Regions from separate parts of the Mus musculus genome. Here region 1 is linked to region 2. Evidence: chromatin loops called from intact Hi-C (ENCODE). Cell type or tissue: gastrocnemius. All regions are shown on one strand. Links, peaks and the distances in the headings refer to the core of each region. The heading gives the core; the rest is flanking DNA. Region 1 overlaps Papss1 (3'-phosphoadenosine 5'-phosphosulfate synthase 1). Region 2 holds the start of Gm29865 (a long non-coding RNA gene).

The links. Peaks named below come from ENCODE experiments on the same cell type or tissue, not always from the same donor. Only the 100,000 strongest peaks of a DNase experiment are listed, where the experiment ranks them.
Region 1: a loop joins it to region 2, with 2.8 times the contacts of the local background. A loop is called at or near these places in 3 of 42 quality-filtered maps.

The regions. Positions count from the first base shown.
Region 1 is chr3:131,590,319-131,598,318 of GRCm38, forward strand. All of the region lies in intron 5 of Papss1 (3'-phosphoadenosine 5'-phosphosulfate synthase 1), which reads left to right. Among named protein-coding and RNA genes, the nearest start is that of Gm36917, 6.7 kb to the left of the region's middle. In gastrocnemius, for the core only: a CTCF peak has its summit at 3,007; no DNase peak of the experiment used is centred there.
Region 2 is chr3:131,888,741-131,899,610 of GRCm38, forward strand. It overlaps Gm29865 (a long non-coding RNA gene), which reads left to right and starts at 4,358. Exons shown (of 3, transcript XR_376086.3): 1 at 4,358-4,528. It also overlaps the pseudogene Olfr375-ps1. In gastrocnemius, for the core only: no CTCF peak of the experiment used is centred there; no DNase peak of the experiment used is centred there.

The sequences.
Region 1 (8,000 bases), core at 1-8,000, 300 kb before region 2:
CTTTGATTGCTTCCTAGTAAAGTTGAATCTCAAGGAAGCCTTAGGGCACATGGAGAAGGCAGTGAACAGCTGGCAGGTCACACTTCTTAGTTGGTGGGACGCACACTGCTTTCCCATGGACAGGCCAGTTTGGTACAATGCACACCCTGTCCAACCATCCAGCCAGGTATAGTACATGCAGCTCACCTCAGGATTACTGCAGAGAAGTTGGCGAGATTTTTCCAGAGGTGCTTAGGGGAGGACGCATAGTGGGATCTCAAATAGACGGAGGGTGGAGGGGCTGAGCAGGTGGGGTACAGCAGTGACTCAGAGCAGAGTAGTCAACCCGAACAGTTCACAATAGGCTCAACACCTGTAACATCACCGTTTTACTGAGGAGAAGCAGGGTCAGGTTTGTGATGTAGTCTCAGAATAGTTGGGTCAGGTGGGCTCGGTGTTGTCACAGGGTGGATGCTGCAGCCCACACTTGGGTCTTTCTAGTGGGTCATCATTTCTAAATTCTGTATTACTCCCAGAGATGTTTTAGCACCTCTGCATGAAGAGCGGCCCAGAAGCCTTTGAACTCCATCGTTTAGGGGGTACTTACGGAGGCTTCCTGTAGGCGGTGACTAGTGGAGTAGGCTAGAGGTGAGGCTGCAAGATAAACAAGATTACCTGCCTGCAGACAAGGTAATCCTTCTGCTGACAAAACCCAATCCTGAAGCTGTCCAGGAGACACCAACCATGAATTTCTCCATATGAAAGATGTTACCACTTAGGAGATTCAAAGCTCATAGTTCTGTGCTAGGACCTGGGGACAAATATGAAATCTGAATATTGAATGAAATATGACTCTTTGATCCCCTTTCACATCCCTTGGTGGTTGATTCCTGAGTGCAGACGGGATTTCATTGATCTTACAAAGACTGAAGACTATTAGAGTCCTTTAAAGGCACTCTAGAGAAAATCAAGGATAATACTGCCTGACTTGGGAAAAAAACTCACACAGTGAAAGAAACTTCTCAAGTTTGAATCTAGATGATGAGAAATGTTCTATAATATGGGAAGTAAGGTCTTTGTGGGCCATTTCTGTTTATAGGTTTATTTGTGTGTTGTGTGTGTATGTGTGTGTGTGTTTGCTGCCCAGCACGAATGCCCAGAAACTGACCTTGCGTCCTCTAAGAGCAGCAAGCATTATTAACTACTGAGGGATGTACCTGTGAGTTTTACTATTTATTTATTTTTAAGATAAAGTCTTCCTGGCTGACCTCGAACTTGCTATGTAGACTAGGTTGGCCTTGAACTTGAAGAGACCTGCTTGCCTCTGTCTCCAGAGTGCTATGATGAAAGGTGTGGATTTTTAAGGGCTAAGTGGGGAGGCTTTCAAGGTCTTTTCGACACCGTTGTCTTAGGCTGCACGGATCATTAACGTGGATGGCAGATAGGCTTGCACAGGTGGGCAGGTAGGCTTGCACAGGTGGGCAGATAGGCTTGCACAGGTGGGCAGGTAGGCTTGCACAGGTGGGCAGGTAGGCTTGCACAGGTGGGCAGGTAGGCTTGCACAGGTGATTTTGTGCAGGGCTGCTGGCTGTGCGGCAGCAGTCGCCTGCGCAGGCAGCTCATGTTATCACATATGCAGGAGCTCCTTTTCTTTGTTGGAATCCTAATAAGATGCTCTTTATAATGACAACTTCATTTCTGAAATAAACTAAGGGTCAGTTCTTAGGGGCTTTGCTTGTTTTTCCTCACAGCTGCCAATGCTCTTACCTCTGGTTTCGTCGGAGTCTCCCAAGAGTTCCAGTCAGTTCTGATCCTTCCTGGATCACAGGTTAAGGCCCAGTCTCAGAACATTGCTTGTCGAGAGAGGAGTCATGAGTGCAGTTGTCGAAGTCACCCACTCTCTGCCAGCTGCTTATATAACCTGGGGTGCCTCTCTTCATGCTCTGTAATTGGTCAGAATGACTCGGGAGAGTATTGATTGTTGCTAATTGGTTTATTATCAATTCAGGAAGAGCTTTATGGACGGGATGTATAGGGTAGTGTGGGGCATAGTGAACCAAGTTTCCATGCCTTCTTTTGGCTCTCTGTTTTAGCACCCCTGCATATAGAGCGGCCCAGAAGCCTTTGAACTCTATCGTTTAGGGGGTACTCATGGAGGCTTCCTCTGGGCAGTGACTAGTGGAGTAGGCTAGAGGTGAGGCTGCAAGATACCAGCCTGCGAACAAGGTAATCGTTCTGCTGACAAAACCCAATCCTGAAGCTGTCCAGGAGACATCAACCATGAATTTCTCCATATGAAAGATGTTACCACTTAGGGGATTCAAAGCTCATAGTTCTGTGCTAGGACCTGGGGACAAAGACCAAATATATAATGGGTTTTGCACTATGCTGTGGCTTTGGGTAGAGAGAAGAAGCGAGCACCTCCTGGGACTTTTGAGAGAATGAAGGAGCTTAAAAGGCTGTGCCCATGGGAACAGTAGTGGCAGATTTTGTTTTTGTTTTTAAAATTACCACTGTTCTGGGGAGACTCTCCTTAAAATGGCTTCTACCTGTTTTATTTTATTTTCAGTTTTCTGAGACAGAGTTCTTCTGTGCAGCTCTGCTGTCCAGCTCTGGCTGTCCTGGAACTCATTCTGTAGACCAGGCTGGCCTCGAACTCTCAGAGATCCTCCAGCCTGTGCCTCCAGAGAGCGGGGATTAAAGGTTTGTGCCACCACCACCCATCTTTAACTGGTATTCTTAATTTACTGTCACCAGGGAAGATAAATATTTATTTTGCATTTTCAAGAAAAGTGGGGTATTACAGCCATGAGGTCTTTTTTATGTGAGTACTTTAGATTCTAATTTCTCTTCCCGTCTGGTTGCTCCATACAGTCACTCACATAAAAATATACATGTCTCATCCTTTATCCGAGGACTGTTGTTTTCTTAACTTGATTCAAATGCAAGCATTTATTCAAGACAATAGAAGACAAGTAAGCGGGTGGCTTTGTCTTTTCTTTCCACTACCCCTTGAGTGGTCACTAGATGGCCTGCTAGTATTGCATTTTAACTTGGCCTGTGAGAACACAAGGGAGCAGGCTTCTTGCCGCTGGTTTTAATCTAAAGTGATATTTTAAATGCTGTTTTTAAATCTACCAGGAACTCTGGATTTACTAGTGCTATAAATTATTTAAAGGTTTGTCTTCTTACAAAATGGTGGGTTAGTGCTCTAAATGGATTTTATACTGCACATAAAAACCAGACTCTGGAGCTCGGTTTTAAAGTGCTGCCAGGATGTCGTTTGCTCGTGCTTCGGATGCATGGAGTTGAGACGATAGAAACTTAATAGTTGCATGAAAATGTGCACGGACGGGCCCCAGCATTCAATCTGCTGGGCAGATCTGGCTCCAGACGAAAGTGCAGCAGATACATAGAGAAAAAGCCTTGAAGCGTGGAACCACTGTCTGTTAACATGCTCCGGCTTCTACAGGGAGAGTCAAATGAGAGGACTAGAATCGCTAGTTCTGGGTGATGATTGAGCGCCGTGCCCACCAGTTTCCAAGCAGAAAACAGTTGCCCGAACAAGGATGTGGGTGTAGCATCCGTCAGTCTGAGGTCGTGTTTAGTCAATTAAAAAAGAAATGGGGTGTCCATCTTTTAAATTGAATAAGTATTTACAATTCATAGCATGTAATTTTCTGTACTTGAAGGTATAAAACGCAACCATCATGATGGGCAAATGTGTGAACTGTTCACTGAGCTCTGCTTGGACACTTGGGCAGCCTGAGTCCCTATTTCTCTCACACTGGAACATGGGGCCCTCTTAGATGGGTGAGGTGTCTAGGTGAAGACTTTCTCTGGCTAGCCATCTGTTTGTTTGTTTGTTTGTTTGAAAGGAAATTTGCTGAAATACAATGGATTATGTGAACGATAAGAGAGACATGGTGTTTCTGATAGCTAGGTGAGTCTGTGGAAATCCTAAGGAATCCTAAATAAAACAGTCAATTCATGTGGCAGGGACTCCACGTTCTGTCCCTTAGGTAGCCAGTCTCACTTCGAGCGAGTATCAGTCCTTTTGGGTGTTTAGTGCTGGTTTTAGAGACAGAGGTTTGGATTAGAATGTGGTAGAAACTGGCTGTGTCTGCATTTAAAATAAAAAAAAAAAAATATGTGTATGGGTGTTTTGTCTGCAACTCTGTCTGTGCACCATGTGTGTGCCTCGTGCCTGCAGAGACCAGAAGGCGGCATCGGATCCCCTGAAACTGCAGCTACAGATGGCTGTGACCCGCCATGTGGATGCTGCGGATTGAATCCAGATCCTGTGGAAGAGCAGCCAGGGCTCTGAGCCGCCGAGCCGGCTCTCCAGCCCTGTGTCTGCACTTTTAAGGTTCACTTTGTACTTCTGTTAAGTAGTTGCCTCGGCTCTACACAGACTTTGTAGGGCTCGCCTCCACGGAGCAGGTGCTTGGTGCTCCCCTGGAGTGCTCCCCAGTGCTCAGGAGCAGGTGCTTGGTGCTCCCCTGGAGTGCTCCCCAGTGCTCAGGAGCAGGTGCTTGGTGCTCCCCTGGAGTGCTCCCCAGTGCTCAGGAGCAGGTGTTTGGTGCTCCCCTGGAGTGCTCCCCCTTGCTCATGGTGTTTGTATTCATTCCAGAAGCATTTGCTTCATCTTTTCAGAAGAAAACGGAAGCAAACTCTTTTTTGTTTTTAAAGATTTATTTATTATTATACATAAGGACACTGTCGCTGACTTCATACGCACCAGCAGAGGGCGTCAGATCTCATTACAGACGGTTGTGAGCCACCACGTGGTTGCTGGGATTTGAACTCAGGACCTTTAGAAGAGTAGTCAGTGCTCTTACCCACCGAGCCATCTCTCCAGCAGAAGCAAACTCTTGATCTTATATTTAGCATTGGTTCTCCTCCAGAAGAAATGTATATATACCACATTGTAAGGCTAAAATCCATTTAAAATATCGTTAGATATGAACCTGCAAAGGGAAGAATTTTGTTGAATGCATGTGATGAAAAATTACTTCGGTCGAAAAATAAAAATATTTTCCGGCGGCTTGATTTTGAAAACATAACTATCGCCTCCATGTTGACATTTGAAGGCACATATGACTAAACTCGCGTATGTATGTATGAAGCACAGTGCTTGCGACTGAATTCCTTTCTGAGATCGTTTGGAGTCACTGGTGTTATCTCTGCCTCTCCCTAGTCACCTTGGAGACACGCAGCTTTCTCCACAGATCATTTGTGTGTCTGTGGGCTGATGTGGTCTGGTCGAAGGAGCCTTTTAGTTGTAGCAACACTGGCTCCTTTGCAAGATCTTGCTGTGCTCAGGCAAGCAGAGTCAGGTGACCCTCCGTTGTGTTTCTGAAGAGACAGGGCTTGCCCCTATTTGAGGAAAGAGTACTACTCCAACAGCTTCAGCCATGGGCTTGGAACATCGCAGTGGGCCGGCCCTACTGCCGTGAGTCATTGGTTTTTGGGAGCTGCATCTTGGCAGAGGAAACCAGCTAGAAATTAGAATACTTATTAGATACGCATTGTATCAGATGGAGTTGGAAGGACGCTTACTAAGTGCCTCTCTTCTGACCTCTCTAGATTGTTGACAGCTATCCACCAATAAATGTGGGAGAAGGGAGAGTTTCAGTAACCCCCCGCCCCAGGTGCCCTCCCCAACCCTTCCACCGTGTAATACAGCAAAGAAATGGCAAAACAAGCAACTGGAGAGTGGCTCTTCCCAGGGTGGGGCTGAGACTGGCTTTGTGGACACCCCACGGCATTTCTTCCCACACCGTATACTCTGATCTTCCAAGTGCCAAGAGCTCCAAGGCCATGGCAGAGGAGGGAGGCTCTCTGTACGCGCACTGTAAGAGGGCTTGAAGAAGTAGGTTTACAGCTGTTCATATCTCATCAAGAGAACTTTTCCAGGCCAAACGGAAGTGCTGACAAGCTTTTTTGTGAAGAACATTATCAGTGCGCTGAAAGATTTTACATAAACTAGAAACCCTTAGACTTATTAATGCTTAACAGAATTTATTTTTGAAAATAAATTATAACAAGGCATTTGGTAAAGTTTCATAGCTTAGTTTTTAATGGGGGAAATCTAAAGGATAATTTTGGAGTTGGAGTTCCAACTCTAACACCTATCAATTGATTTTTTTTTTTTTTTGGCCTTGGAGAAATGACTTTATTTCTGGCATCATTTTTAAATTAGTCATTAGAAATAGTACCTGCTTTGGAGGTTACTGTGAATTCTGTGAGCGAATGGACTGACGTGAGGAGCTAAAGCCAGACCCTAGCATGTACAGACACAGGGAGTATCGCCATCACCATCTCATTTATTACCGGTGTGCTAAGTGCGCTGGAAGGCGTACAGTGTGCATTTGCTAATGTCTCCAGCCTTAGAGCCCTCATTTGTAGAGGGGCAGACAGTGATGGCTTCTCACGCCTTGATAGGCAGGTCTCAGGACAAATGAACAAGTCTATGGGAAGCCTTTAGGGCAGTATGTATCCCTGTAAAGGCTAGCGTCTCAGTTCAGACACCATGCCACCTCGTTCTCACAACAGCCCTAGAGAGCGTGTGTCTGATCTTTTTTAAGTGGTTGGGGAATAGAGGCACCGTGTGGTGAGGAAGCCCGCTCCAGGCTGTGGATTTAGAATTGGGGCACAGATCGCAGATTCTTAGGTAAAGAATGTTCATATCTTCTTTTCTTCTGTCACTACAGTAGCAGTAAGAACATAGGAATAACTGACGTATAGTGTCCTGCTACCTTCCATCTCCTTTTGGTTTGAAAATGTGTCCCTTATATTTCGTGACGAGTTTTCTGACTTCTGTGTCCTTTCTGTGAACTTGACGGTAATTGTCTTTACAGAAGCCTAATGAGTACCTGGCCTTTTATGTAATTGATACTTTCAGCGTTCATTTCTCAGTGGAGAGGATTTTGGTTCTTTTATGTTGCAGCTGCCAATTACATGTATGGCTTAATGTGACTTTGGGGCCTTGCCTATCCAGCTGAACATGTGGGGTGTGTTCAGCTGGTTGAGGTGGATCCTGCTGTCCCTCAGGGACAGGGGTTTCTGGACTTTCACAGGCTTGGTAGAGACTGACAACAGGCCATTCACCCTGTAATGCGCCCATGGCAGAGAGCAGTTAAATAGTGTACTAGGCAAGTGACATGGGAGGATTTAGGGTGTTTCACTGTGCCCACTCCCAGCTCCTGCCAACACACCTTTCTCACTGAAAGTCCACGTGGAGAGCAGAGCCTACGCTGCCTATCTGCCTTTAAAGAAGGATCGTCTACTTTTCCTGCTGTGTGTGATTTCCCTTCTGAGATACATTCTCGAAGTCAGGCATTCCGTATAAACCGCTGACCTGAAGCTTCTCCCCCGCCCCTGGACACTGACAAACACACACACCGACACACACCCCGACACACCCCGACACACCCTGACACACACACACACACACACACACACACTGACACACACACACCCCGACACACACCCGACACACACCGACACACACACACACACACACACAAACACTGACACACACTGACACACACACACTGACACACACCCCGACACACACACACACACACAAACACTGACACACACTGACACACACACACACACACCCCGACACACACCGACACTGACACACACTGACACACACACACACACACACACTGACACACACCCCGACACACCCCGACACACACACACACACACACACCCCGACACACACACACACACACACCGACACACACACACACACACACACACACACACACCGACACACACACACACACACACCGACACACACACACACACACACACACACACACCGACACACACACACACACACACACACACACACACACCGACACACACACACACACACACACACACACACCGACACACACACACACACACACACACCCCGACACACACACACACACACACACACGTACACACATGTACACACAAATGTACACACACACACACACAATGAAGAGTGACTGAGGAAG
Region 2 (10,870 bases), core at 1,543-9,542:
CTATAGGGTTGCAGATCCCCCCAGCTCTCTGGGTACTTCCTCCAGCTCCTCCATTGGGGGCCCTGTGATCCATCCAATAGCTGACTGTGAGCATCCACTTCTGTGTTTGCTACACATTATTTTTTTAATGCATGAATACAATGTATTTACATCACATCCACCCTCCTCCATATCTCTTCCTAACTTTATTATTTCTTCTATTTTCTCCTCCTCCTCTTCCTCCCCTTCTTCTCCTCCTCCTCCTCTTCCTCCCCCCCTCCTCTTTCTCCTCCTCCTCATTGTTTTCCTTCTGGACCCACCAAATCTCCTTAGTACTGTCCATATGCATGTGGAGGTAGCACACATCCACAGGAGTGTGAACTACACCACTGGAGAAAACTCCTTTCTCCCTCACGGCCATCAACAGGCAGTAGTTTCTCAGGTAGGAGTAGGGTCTCATGAACCCTTTCCTTCTCCATGTTCAAGTGTTGATTGGCTTGATCTTCTGCAGGTCATGTGCTGGCTACCACACCTATGCATGCAATGGCCCTTTAATGTCCAGGAGACATTGTTTCATAGCCATCCTTCCTGACCTCTGGTTCCTAGAGTCGTTCTTCTCATCTTCTGCAATGTTTCCTGAACCTTAAGAGTTGAGGAGGTATGGTATAGATATCCCGTGTAGGATTTAGCATTCCATAGTCATTCATCCTGAGCACTTTGACTGATTCTGAGTCTCTGTGTGAGCCACCGACAGCTACATTAAGAAGTTTCTCTGGTAAAGGTGAGAGTGGTAGTGGTTTATGGGTATTTAAGCTGGTACTCAGGATGCTGTAAGTTGCAGGATGAGAAAAGGCATCAGCCATCTTACAGCTGGGAAACTTGTGAGCTGCAATAATAACCATGAGCAGCAATGACTTTTTTTTTTGTAGTGTTGGCATGAATAAGGAGGTGACCAAAAGTTTTCTTAATGGATTTGATGCTCTCTGCACAGAAGGATGTTCATACATCATACTGTCATCCTTGGTTGAGAACCCATGGCTGGGGAGTCCACAGCTATTCTTTTGCTAAAGAGGCACTGAATCAAACTGTTTTTGACATTAAGGTTTATCTATAGGAACAAAGACAGTCAGGTAAGTGATTTCTGTTTGCTAAAGTGGCATTGTTGCCTAGCATGTCTCTGTGACATTCTGTGTGAGAAAGTTTGTGATTTACTGCTGAGCAGAGAAAGGCAGAGCTCTGAGGAGCTAGTGTCACAGATGTTGCAGGGAACCACACCCCCAGGGAGCACTGGACTGCTAACTTAGGTGGAAGAGCGAGGGAAAAACAAAAGGATACCTCTAAGCTGTTCTTGGATTGAAGGGAGAAGCCCCTATACACACGTAGTGTTTGTACCAGCCTAAGTTATTTGGAATTCTTTCAGACAGATTAAAAATCATAAAGGGTTCTGCAACAGGCAGCCGTGTGTCCACCATTAGTTAGACAAAGGAAGTGTTACAAACCTGGTTGGCTCTAGGCTAAGGGCTCAAGGACTATGGGAGTTTGAATGACAAACGTCATAGTCATGTACATGTATTTTAACATTTGATCCCCAGTGTGTGGTACTGTTTGGGAATGTTATGGAACTTTTAAGAAGAAGAAAAGAAGAAGAAGGAGAAGGAGAAGGAGAAGGAGAAGGAGAAGGAGAAGGAGAAGGAGAAGGAGAAGGAGAAGGAGAAGAAGAAGAAGAAGAAGAAGAAGAAGAAGAAGAAGAAGAAGAAGAAGAAGAAGAAGAAAAGAAGAAGAAGAAGAAGAAGAAGAAGAAGAAGAAGAAGAAGAAGAAGAAGAAGAAGAAGAAGAAGAAGAAGAAGAAGAAGAAGAAGAAGAAGAAGAAAAGTACATCACTGGGCACAGGTTTTGAGAGTTGATAGCTTTATTCTCTGCCTCCCCTTTCTCCCCTCTCCCCTCTCCCCTCTCTCCCCTCTCGACCCCTCCTCTCCTCCCGACCTTCCTTCCTTCATGTACATAAAATATGATCACCAGCTTACTGCTCCTGCCAGCAGGCCATGTCTTCCCAACGGTTAATGGGTTCTATCGCTCTAGAATCATAAGCTAAAATAAACCCTTTCTTCCTTAAAAAACAAACAAACAAAACAAAGAAACAAAAAACCACACCTGGTTGGTATTCCTCACGTGTCTTTTCCTCTCAGTGATCTCCTCCTGAGAGAGGAAGACACTCTTCAGAATCTGCTGTTCTCCTGCCACGCATTATTCGTCTTCTTGGATTTTGCACACATACCTTTCTGTTAGCACTATTCTGTCATTTCGTGGGCTTTATGTTTATAGGACGGATGTCACAGCGTAAATATTTTTCAAAAGTAGTTTTATTTCTCCTCTCATTATGGCATTTATTTTATGCCCTTTGCATGTTGCATATTAGTTTTAATTGTTAAATAATTTTCATGTAGTGATGTACTCTTTTATATTATATTATGTGATTATCACTTCTAGTAGTAAATGACTGATTTACATTTACTTAAATATTTATAAACCGTACACAAGATGCTGGACTCACAGTGCTTTAACATGAAGATCTCTTTTTCAAATAATTCATAGTGAAGTGGGAGTTATCTCTTCATTAAATCCCTTTATTTTATTTTATTTTATTTTATTTTAATTTTTGTGGAAGACATTGTCTTACTCTGTTGCCAGGACAAACAGCCTAAAACTGACTATGTAGTTCAGACTGGCCTACAAAACATGGCAATATTGTGGCTTTAGACTCTTAAATGCTGGGATTACAGGCATGAGCCAACACATCAGGCTTTATTTCTGAACACACACACATATGTGTGTCTGTGCGTATGTGTGTGTATGCATGCCTGTATATACAGTTCTCCTTATGTTAGATAATCTAAAATAAGTGAATGAATTTCCAGGTTCCTTAAATTTTGGATTAACCACAAAAGGTAAATCAAGAGGAGATCAACAACTTAAACAAACCCTTAATAATTCAAGGCAACTGAAATTGTAATAAAAAGTTTCTGACAGAAAAGAATCTCAGGCCCAGATGAGTTCACACGAGAGCTCTTTAAGACTTTCAAAGATGATCTTAAATGATTAACAAACCCGAACAAAAGGAACTCTTCCAAATGGCTAGTATTGGTCTGTTACAAAGACACAGGATGTTTCAAAGACACAACCACCACCACCACCACAACAACAACAACAGGAAGAAAAGAAAAACAAAAAGAAAACCACACACTGAGCATTAAGGTGACATACTCGCTCCCTACCCTTGGGGGGGGGGGAGGGGCAGAGGTAGGCACATCTCTGATCATAATGACGCAATGAATTCTCAAAAGAGAAAGCTGTATGTGTGGAAGCGAGGCAATGGGAAGTTCAGAGACTGAGCAAGCTTAGTGGCCCCTTCTCCGCGTTTTCACAATACTTTGAGAAATTGACTCTTAAGCACTGAATTGCATCATGCATTGCTGGGATTACTTATCTATCTGTCTATGTCATAAGACTGCGAGGTCCTTGGTGGCAGGTCATGGATGCTACTCATCAGCTTCTTGCTACTTCCTGACATGGTATTGGGTTCCTGGTCCCCTATGAGGAAATCTGTGTTGGACGAATTTAGAAAGTGAAGAAGAAAATCATGTATACTTCCACTAAACAGAGGCACCTCTCCTTTTGGTGTATTTCAGCAGAATGGTGGTGATTTGGAAATGGAGTTGCCTACTGATCTAGCATTGTGGGAATACACCTGTATGTAACTATAACAATGGCCTCTTGCTGTTATCACTCGGTCCACAATACCCCAGGGGCATTGCATTTCTGCTGGCCTGTTTTCTTTAGTACCCTGATGTGCTCTAGACCATGATCCTGAGAATAAATTGTCCATCTACTCTAACCTGAATTCCGGGCAGGAGTGCACCAGGACATTCTTTCCTGAGTGGAGAGAGAATTCATTGGCAAGCTCACATGAAAATATTCCATTTCTCAAATGATCCCACCTGCAAATAAGACCCATGATTATTATTTATTATTTGTTGAACACAAGCTCTGTACTTAGTGCTATTTAAAAAAAATACAGAGAATAATACAAGCACAACATAAACCACTGGGGACTATACGGTCCATGCTAGGGCTTAACAATCCACACCAGACACAGCATGCAATACATCTATGACAAGATTAAAACAGTGATTGCAATTCTGAAGCAACAGCTCTCAGAGATATTTTTTTGACTCTAAAAACTTACACAAGGTATTTTGACTGAATATATTTTTTTTAATCAAAATGAGCAATTTTCAGGAGGACCAGTTAAAGAGAAAAGGGACGGTGATGTGACAGATAGGGTTCCAGAGTGAGGTCGAGCATTTACCAATGTGACACTAGTGAGCCACCAATTGATTTGGGCAAGGGAAGGATGCCTGCGTGCACAGATTTGATGCCAGCGTTGTGGCTGTTCCTCCGTGTCTGTGAGATTCGCTGTGACAATGGAGTCATCTTAAGTTCCTCTGTTTATGTGATGACCTGCACTGAGCTAACAAGCATAAACGAATAGGTAAGCTAACCCTGAGGAGAGTTCCTGGAATGTTTGCCAAACTTTAGTGTATGTTACTTAACCGAAAGGCAATGACAGAATGCACAAGAGCTTCCTGACAAAGAGCAGAAGATTGGATTAGGCACGCAGAAAGCTAATGGTTTTTCTCTAAAACAACAGGGCATTGGAAAGCATTTGCTAGAGAAATCAGGCTTAAGGAGGCTTAGGGAGATGCGTGCGCATCTGAAATTGTTTCCGAATACGTATCTGGGGGAAGGGAATTCGAGGTTTTGTAGGTTGGAAGCAGAGGCTGCCGTGAAGTTACCTGAAAACCTCTCTGGAGCCCACAGCGTTTCTGTCAGCTCATCAGATGTCACCTGTCTCTCTTTCTATACACAGGGGGGCTCACCACTGCAGAGTGCCATCCTTGTATCGTGCTTTAAGGTCTGGCCTTTTCTCTCTGACACATTTAATGATAAGGATTTTGTGTCCCAGATTGTAATATTCAACATCAATTACTGCTTGCTCTTAGCACATCAGAAATTCTTGTGCTTGCTCATCCCTCAGTCCAAGGTGCCTGTCTAGGTTGGGGAGCTTTGACTTGGTCTGATGAGAATGGTTCAATATCTTAAACTTACCTCCTGGGACCAATGCGAGCTTCAGGTCTGATTATTGGTCTCTTCTTTCTGACACTGAATTAATGCAGCCACAGCTGCTTTGCTTCCTGAGAGAAAGAAAAGGATACAAGAGGAGGCCTTGGGTAGGACGAATTCATAGTGCTTATCATACAGTCTGGGACATGTATAAAACGTGTTCCCTTTGTCCTGAGCTTGCTTCTTGTTACTGGATTCTCTATCTTCCATCTCAGGAAATTCTTTCTTTCCTGGAAAATTGGTTGCCCAGCTGAATTTTCAAGTGCAACATCTTCACGATGATCTTTTCCCTCTGAATTATCTGTTTTCTCTTCATCTTATTTTTTAAAATTCTTACTCTATGGGTGTGTACAGGTGTGAGTGAGTTAGTGAATGTGTATGTGTGTGTGTGTGTGCTCGTGCACACACACATGTCTACATTCATGTGTGTACACGTAAATGACAAAGGTCAGCTTTAGGTGTCATTTCTCAGGAGCTACCCACCGTTTTGAAACAAAGTTTCTCACTGAGACCGGGAGTTCACTGAATTAGCTAGATTAGCTGGCCAAGGAGCCTTGGGGGTGAGAGCTGGTTCTTTTATCTACTCCGCAGTCCTCTGATCACAAGGATGTGCAGAAATGCCCTGCTTTTCATGTAGATGTGGGTGGTTGAACTCCTGTCCTGCTTGCGTGGCAAACACATGATCAACTGAGTTATCTCCAGCTCACTTCCTCTTTGCCTTTGGTTTTAGAGAAAGAGTTCCTTTGCCTCTTTAAAAGCTCTTCATCTGTGTCACAAAAGCTCCCTCTCCGTTCCAGGCAGTCTCACTTTTCATAATTATCATACTTCTCTTTTTAATGTCTCCAAAATTTTTTCTCTGCCATAGAACTGAGCTCCTTGAGAGCAACAGACAAATGAGCAGGCCATGTGTGGTTTTAGGTGTACGCAACTGCTGGAACGGACCAGGTTGCATAGTCCCTGTGAAGTTCTTGAATGATGCTATCAATTGAAGATGGCCAGGTCAAGGAGGAAAGGGAGATGACAGAAGGTTGGGGAGGGCAAGAACAGGCTGGAAAACACAGGGACAAGCTGGTCTCTAGGAGCAGAGCCCAGAACTGCTGTGTTTTCCCTTGCCTCTTGGTAGCATGGGATCCTGTAGGAGTCAGGCTCCTTCATAGCAGAGTTCAATATATTCTTGGTACATAAGTTAGAAAAGCTGAGTGAGAACCTAGGAGAATAGAAAAGTTACAGGCCTGTCTTCTGCCTCATGTCATCTGATAAATGACACTTGTTAGCTAGAAAACAGCTGCTGCTTCACTCTTGTCCCCCACAAATTTCCCAAGAGCTGTCCTCATAATCTACCCTAACTAAACATGCACAGTGAAGTGTATTCTGGGAAATGTAGTTTCCCAGTAACATTGACACTTTACAGACTCACCATCATCCACCCTTTGTCAGCTTGCATCAACAAATACTTCTGCAAATCATATTTTAAACTCAGTGTCAGGAAGATAATTCGTTGATGCTTCTGCCTCACAGACAGCTGTGACTGGTATGGTTTTTCTTACAGCATCTGCGCTCTCAGACCTGCTGCATGGGCCACACAGGAGAGCTGAGGATGCTTGTGGTAAGAATGGAATCCTGAATCTTTCCAGTTTTTCATGGCACTACTTTCTAGAATGGGGTATTTTGCTCCTGGTCTTGTATTTCATCAAACATGGGGAGATCTACTCTGTGGACTTTCTCCCCTTTGCTGCTCTTGCTCTAGAGGCCTGATTGCCAAAACCGGTGACCAAATATGCACTGAGGAAGTGACCAAGGGGCTGAAGGATTTGTTGATGTTCCATTAGCTGCCAGCTGTAGCTCTTGCTAGTGGAATTCAGAGGCTATTCTGGATGCAAAGGAATTGGTGTCAGTTCAGAGCCAGGATCTAACAAACCCCTGGAACCAATTATTTCTCCCTTCCCAAGGCAAGGGTCACACTGGAAACAGCTGACCATGGGGAAAGGCTGTGAGGGTGCTTAGCAGTGTACATTTTGGGCGCTAGAGTCAAAATTTATGTATTTATATATTGATTGTATATCTTGCTACTTTAATAAAAGTGATTAGCAGTTCTAAATATTTCTGGTGAAATCATTAAGATCTTTTAAAGATAGAATTAAGCTCTCTACAAATAGGGATAATTTGACTTCTTCCTTTCTTAGTTGCATATCTTTTATGTTTTTCTTTTTCTTTATTGTGCTAAAATTTCAAGCATTATATTGTTTGGAATGAAGACAGTGGCCATCCTTGCTCTGTTCTTGATTGGGAGCTGTTTTAATTTTTCCCATTTAGAAAAATGCTGGCTAGGTATATGGTGTGTGTGTGTGTGTGTGTGTGTGTGTGTGTGTGTGTGTGTGTGTGTGTGTGAGAGACAGAGAGAGAGAGAGAGAGAGAGACAGAGAGAGAGAGACAGAGAGAGAGAGAGAGAGACAGAGAGAGAGACAGACAGAGACAGAGACAGACAGAGACAGAGACAGAGACAGACAGAGAGACAAAGAGATAGACACAGAGATACAGAGACAGGGACAGAGACAGACAGAGAGAGATGGAGAGAGAGAGAGATGGAGAGAGAGAGATGGAGAGAGAGAGAGATGGAGAGAGAGAGAGATGGAGAGAGAGAGAGAACCTTTATCATGTTGAAGTATGTTTCTTTTGTTCTTCTTTCTTTATTATGAAATTATCATGACCTTGATCTTTGATTGAAGTGATCAGGTTGATTTCTGTCCTTTAGTCCATTTGTGATATATATATATATATATATATATATATATATATATATATATATAATTTGTGTATGTTGAGCCTTCCTTGAATTCCTGGAATGAAATTAACCTAGTAATCCCATATAAAGTTCTTAATGTGTTGTTAAATTTGCTTTGCAAGTATTTTGTTGAGAATTTTTGTACCCATATCCATCAGGGAAGTTGTCTAGAATGTTTGTGGTTGTTTGACTTTATTTAATTTTGAGACTATGATAGTAAGTGCTTGGGTAGTAGAATAAGTTTGGTAGACTTCTTTCCATTCCTATTTCATAGAATAATTTGAGAAACATTCGTGTTAACTCATCACAGACACTCTCTACATCAACCTTAACTACAGAAGAGAAGGAAAAATGGTCAGTGGTATATTATTGTCAGTGAATTAAAGGAGACAGAAAAGGCAGAAAGAGAGAGGTGAGTCTGACCTTTGGGCAGGGCTATATTTATTCAGGGAAACACGGTGGTGATTGGGCTATCTTATATTTTGCCGATGTGGATCATTATGTCCCGTGCCATGTGGAATGATGAGCTAATGTCCACACTATGCAGATGGAGGAGGAGAATTCTCACAGGAAGAAGATGGCTGTAGCCTTTATAGTGGTGAAAATGACCCCTGTTGTCTTCAAGGGAAGCTGGGAAGTAGAATCTTTCAACAGGAAACTATCCATCGATCACAAGGGCATGAGAGAGGATGTTTCATAGAGGAATACATGACGAAGGAAGGGAAAGTAAGACAGAATCACACATGTCCAACTCAGAGATCAGTCAGCCTTGCATGAATAGATGAGAAGGCAAGGCTAACCAAGAACACAGCCAACATGGAAACAGCCAATGTTAATAAGCAAGCTCTGTTCCTTGTTACATTCATGCGCATTTACATGTGAGTTTTACAGGAGGCAATGGAAGTTCCCTCTAGTCTAAACATGCTTAACTTGCATATGTGTAACTGTTCATTCTAATCTGTCCAATGGTGATAGGGTTAGAGTTTATTATTATTATTATTATTATTATTATTATTATTATTATTATTATTATTATTAAAACCTTTAAACCTTTCTCAATAATAATCTTAAATGTAAATGTTCTTAAAACTGTAATAAAAAAGGACAGACTAGATTCTCTGATTAAAAGCAAGATCCAACTAAACTTCAGAAAAGGACATAAGAGAAAAAAGAATCTAGGCCAAATTTCAAAAAAAAAAAAAAAAAGGATGGAAGAGAGAGAGGTGGAATGTTGGAAAGAAGAAAAGAGGAAGATATTGAAAAGCACAATTAAGAAAATGCTTAAACAAAATCGTATAAACATAAGAGGAATGCAATCTATAAGCTGCTTTTTAAATGATATAAAAATAGGAGGGAAGAATACAGCTAAAGAGAAAATAAACAAGGACGAGAGAAAAATGCCAGCATTGAATAAACTCTTAATTCCAAAAATAACACACTGGAGCAGCCTTGGAGTTCTTTAACTCATAGCCTTATGGGTAAAAGAGGTGTGAACCAAACTTGGAGATACTGTTTTATCTTGTTTAAATGGGTGCTGAGCCCAGGGTGCTTAAGTGCTAATTGCTTACAGAGTTCAAATATCTACAGTTGCTTCCCTTCACTATATACCAGGACTCACTTCTGGAGTTTGCAGCCTGTGGACCAGGCATGTTGTCGTATCCTCTAGAACAGGCGGTTCATATGTCTTGAGGAAGAGGTAATGTTTAAAGCTGAATGTGCCAGGTTATGGGATATACAGGTAGAGAATAGAGATACATTGCCAGAGATTCATCTTGGTGCTTTTGGATTCTGCTCAGTATTGAAAACCCCACAGGTTGGAGTGGGTTCCAGGGAGTGTCCATTGTACTTAAACTTTTAGGTTCTTAGCCTTGCTTGTAGTGGCAAAACAGAAGTTACTGTGAAGCGTGACTTTGAGGCTATCTTCTCACTCACTGCTGTGTGTCTGTAGCATAGGCTATCTCACTCTGCTGATTGCCCAGCTCTTAGCCAAGGAGCACAGAGCCACTGTTTTCCCTTCACCACTGCAGCCTCCTGCCTTTTGAGCTTCTCACTGTGTGCAGCTAAGCCCTTCCCCACCCTGCCCCCATCCTATCTCATGAAGATGTCTCCCACTAGGACTTGTGGCAGGTTGACCCCAGGCTTTCTTATATTTATACCATTTTGTTTACACATTTTTTATTGTACTTTTTAATATCTTCTGCCTTTCTTTTTTTTTTTCAGAAAGCATGAATGAATGTTACTTTATTAAATTGAGTTGTTTTTCTATACCTGTTAAATACAATTAATATGATGAAATAATGTTTTGAAACCATGTGCCATTCAATATGTGCCTTGATATCTGGGGTTCAGAAATAGCTTGCTTGATAAACATTGTTGAATTATAAATAGATGTTCAAATTATAAGCATTTCTTCGCTATCTTTTTGAAGGCTTCTATTACATCTTGGTTTCTCAGACTATAGATCAAGGGGTTCAACATGGGAATAATTATGCCATAAAATACAGAAGCTGCCTTTTCTTGCTCTTGAGAGTCATTGGTATGAGGGTGTAGATACATGTAGGCGAGAGTCCCATAGAAAATGGTGACTGCAGTCAGGTGGGAAGCACATGTGGAGAAGGCCTTTTTCCTTCCTGCAGCAGAAGACATCCATCTATTCTTGTCAACAGTGGTTAGTAATGTCTTTTGGAATTGCAGGACAGCACCTCTGGGGTGGAGAGACTCAGAGCTGCATCAGGACCAGAGCTCCCAGGAAGCTTTTTGTAAAGCAGAGCAAGCTGGGCTGTTTTCAGATTCCCCAGTAAAACATCTCATTGCAATTTTCTAATAATCCTTGAAGCCTTTGGATTGATCCTTATCTTGGAGATTGTTTGTGACATACTTAAATGTCAAAGGAGTAGAAGCCAGTATATAGAAATGATTTCTAAAAGT